2 separate regions of the Homo sapiens genome follow, and region 2 is linked to region 1. Evidence: read pairs that join two places in POLR2A ChIA-PET (ENCODE). Cell type or tissue: MCF 10A. All regions are shown on one strand. Links, peaks and the distances in the headings refer to the core of each region. The heading gives the core; the rest is flanking DNA.

Region 1 (5,381 bases), core at 230-5,229:
CATGTGGACGAGGGAGGGAAAGGGGTTCTTATTCCTGACGCACGTGGCCCCTGATGCTGTGTCATTCCCCTATTGGCTAGGGTTAGACCGCACAGGCTAAACTAATTCCGATTGGCTAATTTAAAGACAGTAACAGGGTGGTGGTTTGATGGGAGAAAATGGTTATGAGGGGTGGAGAATGAGTAAGGGGAAGCAGGTAGCAGGTAATTGGAATGAGTCAGAGTGGAGCAGGTAATTGGAATGAGTCAGGGTGGAGCAGGTGATTGAAATGAGTCAGGGTGGAGCAGGTGATTGAAATGAGTCAGGGTGGAGCAAGTAATTGAAAAAAGTCCCTTTATAAGGAAGTTAAGTTTAAAAGTAGAAGGCAAAGAATTGAACATACTGACATATTGATTCTTTGAGAAGAAATTTAGAACTCATATCTAACATGCCAATCTCCTTTTTTTTTAAATTTCATTTTTACTATGGCGTTTCTTGCAGGAGTAAGGTGATATTGCATTGTGGTTTTGATTTACATTTCCCTGATCATTAGTGATGTTGAGCATATTTTTATATGTTTGTTGGCCATTTGCATATCTTCTTTTGAGAATTGTCTATTCATGTCCTTAGCACATGTTTTGATGGGGTTATTTTTTTTTTCTTGCTGATTTGCTTGAGTTTCTTGTAGGTTCTGGATATTATTCCTTTGTTGATGCAGTTTGTGAAGATTTTTCTCTCACTCTGTAGGTTGTCTATTTACTCTGATCATTATTTATTTTGTTGTGCAGGAGCTTTTTAGTTTAATTAAGCCCTATCTGTTTATCTTTATTGTTGTTGCATTTGCTTTTGGGTTCTTGGTCATGAAGTCTTCGCCTAAGCCAATGTCTAGAAGGGTTTTTCTGATGTTTTCTTCTAGAATTTCTGTGGTTTCAGGTCTTAAACTTAAGTCTTTGATCCATCTTGAGTTGATTTTTGTATAAGGTGAGAGATGAGGATTCCAGTTTCATTCTTCTACCTGTGGCTTGCCAATTATTCCAACACCATTTGTTGAATAGGGTGAACTTCCCCACTTTATGTTTCTGTTTGCTTTGTTGAAGATCAGTTGGCTTAAATATTTGGCTTTATTTCTGGGTTCTCTATTCTGTTCCATGGGTCTATGTGCCTATTTTTATACTAGGACCATGCTGTTTTGGTGACTATAGCCTTATAATATAGCTTGAAATTGGGGAATGTGATGCCTCCAGATTTGTTCTTTTTGCCTAGTCTTGCTGTAGCTATGCGGACACTTCTTTGGTTCCATGTGTATTTTAAGATTGCTTTTTCTTGTTCTGTGAAGAATGATGGTGGTATTTTGATGGAGACTGCAATTTGTAGATTGCATTTGGCAGTATGGTCATCGTCACAATATTGATTCTACTTACCCATGAGCATGGGATGTGTTTCCATTTGTTTGTGTGGTCTATGAGTTCTTTCAGTAGTGCTTTGTAGTTTTCCTTGTATAGGTCTTTCACTTCCTTTCACCTTCCTTGGTGTTTTTTTTGTGGTTTTGTTTTGTTTTGTTTTTTTCAGCTATTGTAAAAGGTTGAGTTCTTTTTTTAGTTTGTTGTTGTTGTTGTTTTAAGATGAGTTTCACTCTTGTTGCCTAGGCTGGAGTGCAATGGCGTGATCTCGGCTCACTGCAACCTCCGCCTCCTGGGTTCAAGTGATGCTCGTGACTCAGCCTCCCAAGTAGCTGGGATTACAGTTGCCCACCACAATGCCCAGGTAATTTTTTGTATTTTTAGTAGAGATGGGGTTTCACCATGTTGGCCAGGCTGGTCTCGAACTCCTAACCTCAAGTGTTCCACCGCCTCGGCCTCCCAAAGTGCTGCAATTACAGGCGTGAGCCACTGCACCTGGCTGAGGTTGAGTTCTTGATTTCTCAGCTTGACTGCTATTGGTGTATAGCAATGCTACTGATTTGTATACATTGATTTTGTATCCTGAAACTTTAATAAATTCATTTATCAGTTCTAGCAGGGGTCCCACTTTTGATGACATCTGTTAAAAGAGAAAACTTTAAACAAAAAGAAAAAAAATGTAGACAAATCAAATTTAACAGAGTTTAATTCAACAAAGAACAATTTGTGAATTTGGCAGCCCCCCACATCAGAATATGTTCAGAGAGACTCCAGTGTTGCCATGTGATTGGAGAGTATTTACAGACAGAAAAAATGTGACCTACAGAAAAACAACTGGATTGGTTACATCTTGGCATTTGCCTTACTTAAAATCGGTTTGAACAGTTGGCTGCCTTTGATTTGCAGAAACTTGGTAATGGTACAAGAATAGGTTGCAGTCTCTTTACACATCCAGTTAGGTTACAGTTCATCACTTGCAGAGAAACCTTTAGGGTGAATTTAAAATATGAAAGGAGGCACCTTTAGGCTAAACTTAATTTAACATGGCATTTAAGAAATTACTTCAGCTGATTTCTAGGAGCAGGAATTTAAAGGGCTAGGTGTGGAGGAGGAAGGAGGAAATTCACCAAGTGAAGCCAGATTCTGAGTTCATATCTCTGGTTGGCTCTAAAAAGATTTTAAACTCTTCTTTTTAGCTGATCATCACACTGGCTTCAGTTGCTGAAGGGAGGTCCCATTCACAGAGTTCTCACAGCCTTCATGGTTCTCAGAGAGGTCCAGGATGAAGTGCACAGGGCTTTTTTGCATGGTCAGGCTTGCACAGTGGCCAGATTGGTTTGGTAACATGTTTACTTTAATTGTAGGTAGCAGTGCTCATGTTTATCTTCTTCTCCAGACTGAAGCTTGTGAAGATCGCTCCAATGTCTCACACAATTTTAAATGCCCCCAGCAAAGCTTAGCACGGGGCTCTATTCACAGTGAACTGCATAATTGCTGTTTCTTTTTTGCATGAGACAGATTCAATTAACAGCACTGTCACATAGCTCCAGAAGGTTGCTGTGAAGTTGGGCCCGTTTGCTAGGATAGAGGAAGGCTCATTTTACTTTTCTCATTAGCTTATTAACTCCAAAGAAATTATCAGAATTTTACACTGCCTAAACCACAGAGGCTGGCCTGAGGAGGAAGTTTCAATGGGGTGAAAAGGAGATGATAGCAGCAAGACCTGGCAGGCACACAGCAAGGCGAGGGCCCTGGGTACTGAGGGGAAAGCACGGGCAGCACTAGCTGCCTCTGTGTCACTAGTTTGGCATCCTTGGCTCTGGATCCCTGGTGGAGCTAGAGTCATTAGGATGACAATAGCTCCTATTAGTGTGGACAGGAATTTTAGGAATTTTGGCAATGGCAACAGTGAGGAATGCGCATTTGACTTTTTATGAAACCTCTATACAGAAGAACTGACCAATACAGAGTGTAAACTGGCCAGCAAGCTCTAGCACAGTGCTTTGATAAACATTTTAGTCCTTTGAGTTACAAATTTTTCTAAGGTGTGTTACATATTTTCTGCCCTTTTCTTTTCTCCTTTCCTTTCCCTTTCCCTTTCCCTTTCCTTTTTGAAACGGAGTCTCACCCTGTCACCCAGGCTGGAGTGCAATGGCGTGATCTCGGCTCACTGCAACCTCTGCTTCCCGGGTTCAAATGGTTCTCCTGCCTCAGCCTCCTGAGTAGCTGGGATTACAGGCGCCCGCCACCACGCCTGGCTAATTTTTGTATTTTTGTATGTATGTATGTATGTATGTATGTATGTATGTGTGTATTTTGAGACAGAGTTTCGCTCTTGTTGGCCGGGCTGGAGTGCAATGGCACGATCTCTGCTCACCGCAACCTCTGCCTCCTGGGTTCAAGCGATTCTCCTGCCTCAGCCTCCCAAGTAGCTGGGATTACAGGCATGTGCCACCATGCCTGGCTAATTTTTGTATTTTTAGTAGAGACAGGGTTTCTTCATGTTGGTCAGGCTGGTCTCAAACTCCCAACCTCAGGTGAGCTGCCTGTCTCAGCCTCCCAAAGTGCTGGGATTACAGGTGTGAGCCACCACGCCTGGCCCAGACTTTGGCTTTTCATTTTTACATGTTTAATACACAAACTGTGTGCTTGCTGTAGTACCTCTTCTAAGCGGAACCCCCTAGGAATGAGACACAAACCACAGACCATACTCCCTGTGTCTGTAGGCATCTGACAATTTGTTCTTGTTTTCTTTACCTTCTTTTATACATACCCTGTTTCTCAAAAGAGGTTTTTGTTTGCAAACACTAAGAAAATAAATAATTTATCATGGCCACTGATTTCTTTCCAGTAAAATGGTATTTGTAACAACTCAAATTGCCCTGAAGTATAAATTGAGATTTCTATGGAATGCATGCCATTTTATGGAATTTTACTTCCATGGCAGTTTTAATGACAGCAACAAGAACAACAAAAGAAACTCATAATCATTAAAACTGAGGAGAAAAACTACTTTTTAGAAAATGGCATCTTTAGATTCTGTTTTCTGATCTTTTTTAGCACATCAGCCTCGATTGAGGGTAAAAATTTGCAATGTTGAGTACTTTTGTTAGTTTTACTGAAAGCCAAAACCAAAAATGTTCGTTTTCAACCTAACTGAACTTCAACATAGCAGTTTATAATTCCGACATAGCAGTTTTGGTTATTAAGAAAATAGTAATGGAATAAAAGAGAAAAATGAAAACAAAAGGAAAAAATCCGCATATTACAATGTGGCTTTGGTAATACTATTTGTCATATATTTGTATGATTCTTCGTATGTTTAAAAGTGCTTGCATATACAGTGTCTTTTTGATCTTTACAACAACCCTATCTACCGGAGAGTTTCAAACATGGAACCCAGAAGAAATAACTTGTTTAATTTTGTAACAGGGCAAGAAAAAATCTAGCTGGGAAAGGGATATCTAATGAAATGTTCATTTAGTGACAGTATTTGTTGTTGTTCTGTTTTGTTTTGTTGACTTGGGAAAGGATGTACTACAAACCTTAAGCTGGACTAGATCAGCTTGGCTAGGAACTTGTAATGGAAGGCTCATGATTAGCTCTAAAAGCGGGAACTGACATTGGTAAATGGTCCAATGATAGTCTCATGGAAATGCTGTTTGCTTTCCAACACTTAAAATTGCTTTTAAATCCCATGTTCCCCTAAACTGTTTATATTACAACTTCATCGAAGTCAAGAATCTTCTGAGCTTGGACAGTGTCCTTCTTTTTCTCTTTTTTAACTTCACTTTTCTTTTTCTTCTAAGTGTGTTAAGAAACTTCTTGCCATATTTGCTATAGATGAGAAGGAAAATACATTTTTCTCCTTTTTTTTTTCCTGATAATGGATCTGAATACCAGTTTTTTTTTTTTGTTCTTTCTGTGTAGATATTATTGTCTTAATCATAACAAGATACTATTACATAGTAATTATTAGGGAAGGTACAAAATATTAATTTG
Region 2 (5,381 bases), core at 225-5,224, 90 kb before region 1:
TAGAGGTCAGGAATGCCTCCAGCCCAATCCAGTCTCTACTTTATATGAGCTGTGTTTTCTTACTTTACTTACTCCCTCAGCACATCAGTTTTTGCATCTGTGAAATAAAGAAAATACTCCCTATTTTACAGGGTGACTATGACGATGATACACGTAAAATCCTTTATAAAGATTTGATAAACAACAATGCTGGTAAATTAACAGCAATAAAAGCTAACAAAAAACGTGTGAAAACAGAAAGTATGCTTACAGAAGCCAGTAATCTTCCATCTTCCTTCATAGCCAGGTAACGGTTAGCACACACTCCTTTGATAGACACAACTCCTCTCTCTTCTGCTTGAAGTTGTAGCTTGACTGTAACGGGAAAAAAAATTATCTTTGTAGCACCACAGAGGAAAGAGCCTTCTTCACAATATTTACGCAATATAAAGACAAAACACACCTAAGCAACAACTAATCCACTTTGGAGGATTGGTGAGGTTGGGGGTATGGGTGAGTGACAGGGAGCAGATGTCAACTAAACTGTATGAGAGAGGATGAGATGCAGAACTACTAGGGCACCAGTGCCTTGTGAGTTCCTTGTCGCTCCTGTGTCACAGGGTGAGCAGAGAAGGTGTCACAGGGTGAGCAGAGAAGGGGGACACACGGAGAATTGTTTCCTTTGTTGGGCAGTTAGCTTTCAATCGCCCCTGTTAACTATTTACATTTTTTAAAGTGAACATATTTTAAGGGTACATAAAAGTGTAGGAGAATTCCCATGCTACTGCCTATGTTGAAACTATTTAAAAGTTATTTGCCAATTCTTCACAAATGAAACAAAATCTAGTTATTCACTGTTATAATTTGAGCTGTATTTCCTTGACTTTTTGAGACGGAGTCTCTCTCTGTCACCCAGGCTGGAGTGCAGTGGCACAATCACGGCTCACTGCAACCTCTGCCTCCCAGGTTCACACCATTCTCCTGCCTCAGTCTCCCAAGTAGCTGGGACTACAGATGCCCACCACCACGCCCAGCTAATTTTTTGTATTTTTAGTAGAGACGCGGTTTCACCATGTTAGCCAGATGGTCTCGATCTCCTGACCTCGTGACCCACCTGCCTTGGCCTCCCAAAGTGCTGGGATTACAGGCATGAGCCACCGCGCCCGGCCCTATTTCTTTGACTTCTACACATCTTATTTCTAGCTTCCTCTTCAATGAACTATAGATGCATTTAGCTTTCTATATGGGATTTTGATGTCTATTTTTTTGTGTGCAAATATCTATCTAGTGGAAACACAAAATGCTTATACTTAATTTGCTTACACAGCAAATGATTTTCATAAAATAAGTGTGATGAAAGATTTTCATAAAATAAGATCCTGAGAAAGATGACTTGTCACACCACATTATCAATATTAAGCAGATTACAGAAAAACAAAAAAAAATTACTTAATTATGATGATAATGTAATATGGACAAATAATTACCTAATTAATTGAAATAAAAATGAAGTAAAGATTATTTTGCTATTCAGAGGCAGCATTCTCCTGCCTAGAACAATATTCCCCCAAATATATTTTTGCTAACAGATGTTAAATAAAAAATAGGTTCTGGTGTCAAATAATTTAGGAAAATCTTAGTTAAACCAAGTTAACTCTTTATTACCAAACTTCTCAGAACTCTGCTTATCATAAGATAAACAAGATAAATGTTTGTCCAGACTATTTTCATAGGTCATCCCACATCCTATGGATATGTTTAGGATATTCTTGAGAGCAACAGAAAAAAATGCAATTTTAGAAATCAGCATATTATCATTTGAATAACATTAGAAATATAAAATAAATATAATTTCCAGGTGTTTATAGGTAGCTAGGGAAACGGCATGAAAAAGCAACTTTTGAAAGTTTCTTAAATAATTAACTTTGTTAGATATCATTATGTCATAGTAATTTATGTTTTAAAATTTTTCCTACCAAGACAGCAACAGACATGCAAAATGAAACATAATATCTGGGATTAGCTTTAAAATAAGCTAATATATTATTTTAAATAATAGATAACTAAATTTTTAATAAAGTGGATAGGATAAATAAGATTCACTTGTGTTAACAGTCATTAGAAGCACAGGATTTCATTATTCTAATCTCACTACTTTTATGAATGTTTAAGAATTTACAATTTAAAAAAAAGACAATCTTAGAATTTTGTTGAACATTTCATGTCTGAGTCACCTCTGTGTGTCAGTCACCCCTGGATTCCAGAAAGCATTGCATCATTTAAGCCTACAGTTACCCAAGTGAAATTCTTCTACAAAATCTTAAAAGATAATACGAAGTAAAAGGAATGTAATGAAGACATGAAACCCAAACAATGAAGGGTATGAAGTATTTTTTACAATATTATTGGAAAATGCAGAAAATAAGCTTTGTTTTTAATCAACATAACCAAACTTATCTTAATGAGTATAAGCAAATTATTGCATACAGCTCTAAAATGATTCAGATAAGCCATTTTAATGAAGAATGCATTTGCATCTCACTTTAACTCATAAGGATGTACAAATGCCCATGAGGCAAGGCTGAATAATCAATCGCTATACTTTCTTTCTGTCCCTTATCAATCAACGCTAGCCCAGCTCTGGTCCACCATCTTATAAATGTGTATTACTAGTCATGAGGGTGATTAGGGATATTCGTGTATGGCCAGATCAGTACCAGTGACTCAATACCCAAAGTAAACATAATTCATTTACTCATTAACCTTTTGTAGACCTCAACTATTCCCACACTCAGGGATTGTTGTCATTCATTAAACCACTAAGCAATAAGCATTACATGTAAGATTCTTGAAGAGTGTTTCCATTGGCATATAATTTTTAAATTACAAGTTTTAAAAATAACCAGAGTCTACAACAAGAAGTTGAGGAAGTCACAAAATCATAGATTTTCTATAAAAACTATCTGAGCTGAGATGCATAAAAAACCTAAATAAACTAAATTCAATATACAGATGATCTCTTCCCAAAATAGAGATGCATAGCTGCTTCATCTCCTAAATAAATTCGATATACAGATGACCTCTTCCCAAAAAAGAGATGCATAGCTGCTTCATCTCTGATAGAAGGAGGAATAAACTTGCCAAAAATGGGACCACGAAGAAACCAGCTGAATTTTTAAGAAACTTTTATTAGCTGCTGATGTGAGGAATTAGAATTCTGAAGAGCCCTGATCAAAGAGCAACTCCATATCCACCTGCCAGTTCTTTCCCATAGAGCTTCCACCCAGTGCACAAGTACCACACACCAAAGGCTAGGAACAGAACAGAAGGGCTAAGAGATCCTCTTCAAGTACACTGGGCCTTTGCAGAATGCAAGGCAGCAGTCCACTGAAGGCTGGGAGCAGGTCAAAGGGCTGAAAGTGATCCTTCTGAGAAGCACTGAGCCTTCACCAAATGCAAAGCCAATGACCAGCAGGATAAAGAGAGATCTTCCAAGATGTGGAAAGCCAGGAGTACAGTTCAAGAGCAAGGTTAGCTCCCCACCAACCCAAACATTTGGCAGCTGAGTTATAAGGGCAAAATGAAATATTTTAAAACTACTCAATTAACCCAAGAAGGCAGAAAGGGAAAGACAGAAGGTAAAGGACAGATAGGATAATTAGAAAAATAGCAAAATGTGTGAATTTGATTCTGTCGTCATGCTGCTATTTGGTTATTTTGCACACTAGCTGATGCAGTTTCTTCATAGTGTCATTGGTCTTTATATTTTGGTGTGTTTTTTGCAGTGACTGGTACCGGTTTTTCCTTTCCATATTGAGTGCTCCTTTCAGGAGCTCCGGTAAGGCAGGCCTGGTGGTGACAAAATCCCTCAGCATCTGCTTGTCTGGAAAGGATTTTATTTCTCCTTCGCTTTTGAAGGTTAGTGTGGCTGGATATGAAATTCTGGGTTGAAAATTTTTTTCTGTAACAATGTTGAATATTGGCCCCCAATCTCTTCTGGCTTATAGAGTTTCTGCTGAGAGGTCTGCTGTTAGTCCGATGGGCTTCCCTTTGTAGGTGACCTGGCCTTTCTCTCTGGCTGCCCTTAACAGTTTTTCCTTCATTTCAACCTTGGAGAATCTGACGATTATGTGTCTTGGGGTTGATCTTCTTGTGGAGTATCTTGGTGGTGTTCTCTGTATTTCCTGAATTTGCATGTTGGCCTGTCTTGCTAAGTTGGGGAAGTTCTCCTGGATAATATCCTGAAGTGTGTTTTCCAGCTTGTTTCTGTTCTCCCTGTCTTCTTCTGGTACTCCAATCGATAGTAGGTTCGGTCTTTTTATGAAGTCCCATATTTCTTGGAGGCTTTCTTCATTCCTTCACATTCTTTCTTCTCTAGTCTTGTCTGCATGCCTTATTTCAGCAAGGTGGTCTTCAAATTCTGATATCCTTTCTTCTACTTGGTTGATTTGGGTGTTGATACTTGTGTATGCTTCACGAAGTTCTCATGCTGTGTTTTTCAGCTCCATCAGGTCATTTATGTTCCTCTCTAAACTGGTTATTCTAGTTAGCAATTCCTCTAACCTTTCATAAAGGTTCTTAGCGTCTTTGCATTGGTTTAGAACATGCTCCTTTTAGCTCAGCGTAGTTTTTTATTACCCATCTTCTGAAGCCTGCTTCCGTCAATTCGTCCATCTGATCCTCCATACAGTTCTGCACCCTTGATGGAGAGACATTGCGATCATTTGGAGGAGAAGAGGCACTTTGGCCTTTTGGGTTTTCATCATTTTTTCGTTGATTTCTTTCTCATCTTTGTGAGTTTGTCTATTTTCAGTCTTTGAGGCTGCTGACCCTTGAATGGGGTTTTTGTGGGGGATTTTTTGTTGTTGTTGATGCTGTTGTTGTTGCTTTCTGCTAGTTTTTTTTTTTTTTTTTGTCTTTCAATGGTCAGGTCCCTCTTCTGAGGGCTTCTGCAGTTTGCTGGGGGTTCACTTTAGGCCCTATTCTATCTGATTTGCTCCTGCACCTGGAGATGTTACTCAAGGAGGCTAGAGAACAGCAAAGATGGGTGCCTGCTTCTTCTGTGTCCTCTGACCTCGAGGAGCACCAACCTGATGCCAGTAGGATCGCTCCTGCATAGGGTGTCTGACAACCCCCTGTTAGAGGGTCTCACCCAATTGGGTGGCACGGGTAATAGGACCAGTTTGATGAAGCACTTTCTCTCTTGGTGGAGGGGGTGTGCCTCTTAGAGACCTACAAAGAGACTTAGACTCCTATGAAATAATAGTGGGAGACTTTAACACCCCACTGTCAGTATTAGATCAATGAGACAGAAAATTAACAAGGATATTCAGGACTTGAACTCAGCTCTGGATCAAGTGGATCTAGTAGACATCTATAGAACTCTCTACCCCAAATCAATA

Evidence for each region. Peaks named below come from ENCODE experiments on the same cell type or tissue, not always from the same donor. Only the 100,000 strongest peaks of a DNase experiment are listed, where the experiment ranks them.
Region 2: POLR2A ChIA-PET joins it to region 1 with 5 read pairs; 5 of 35 experiments call an interaction of 5 or more read pairs at or near these places.

What each region holds. Positions count from the first base shown.
Region 1 is chr4:122,781,335-122,786,715 of GRCh38, reverse strand. No RefSeq gene overlaps it. Among named protein-coding and RNA genes, the nearest start is that of FGF2, 43 kb to the left of the region's middle. RefSeq lists enhancers at 1-162, 260-319, 1-632, 1,405-2,400. In MCF 10A, for the core only: no CTCF peak of the experiment used is centred there; a DNase peak (open chromatin) is centred at 3,205.
Region 2 is chr4:122,871,294-122,876,674 of GRCh38, reverse strand. FGF2 (fibroblast growth factor 2) reads right to left here. Exons shown (of 3, transcript NM_001361665.2): 2 at 251-354. Among named protein-coding and RNA genes, the nearest start is that of FGF2, 47 kb to the right of the region's middle. In MCF 10A, for the core only: no CTCF peak of the experiment used is centred there; DNase peaks (open chromatin) are centred at 2,244 and 2,724.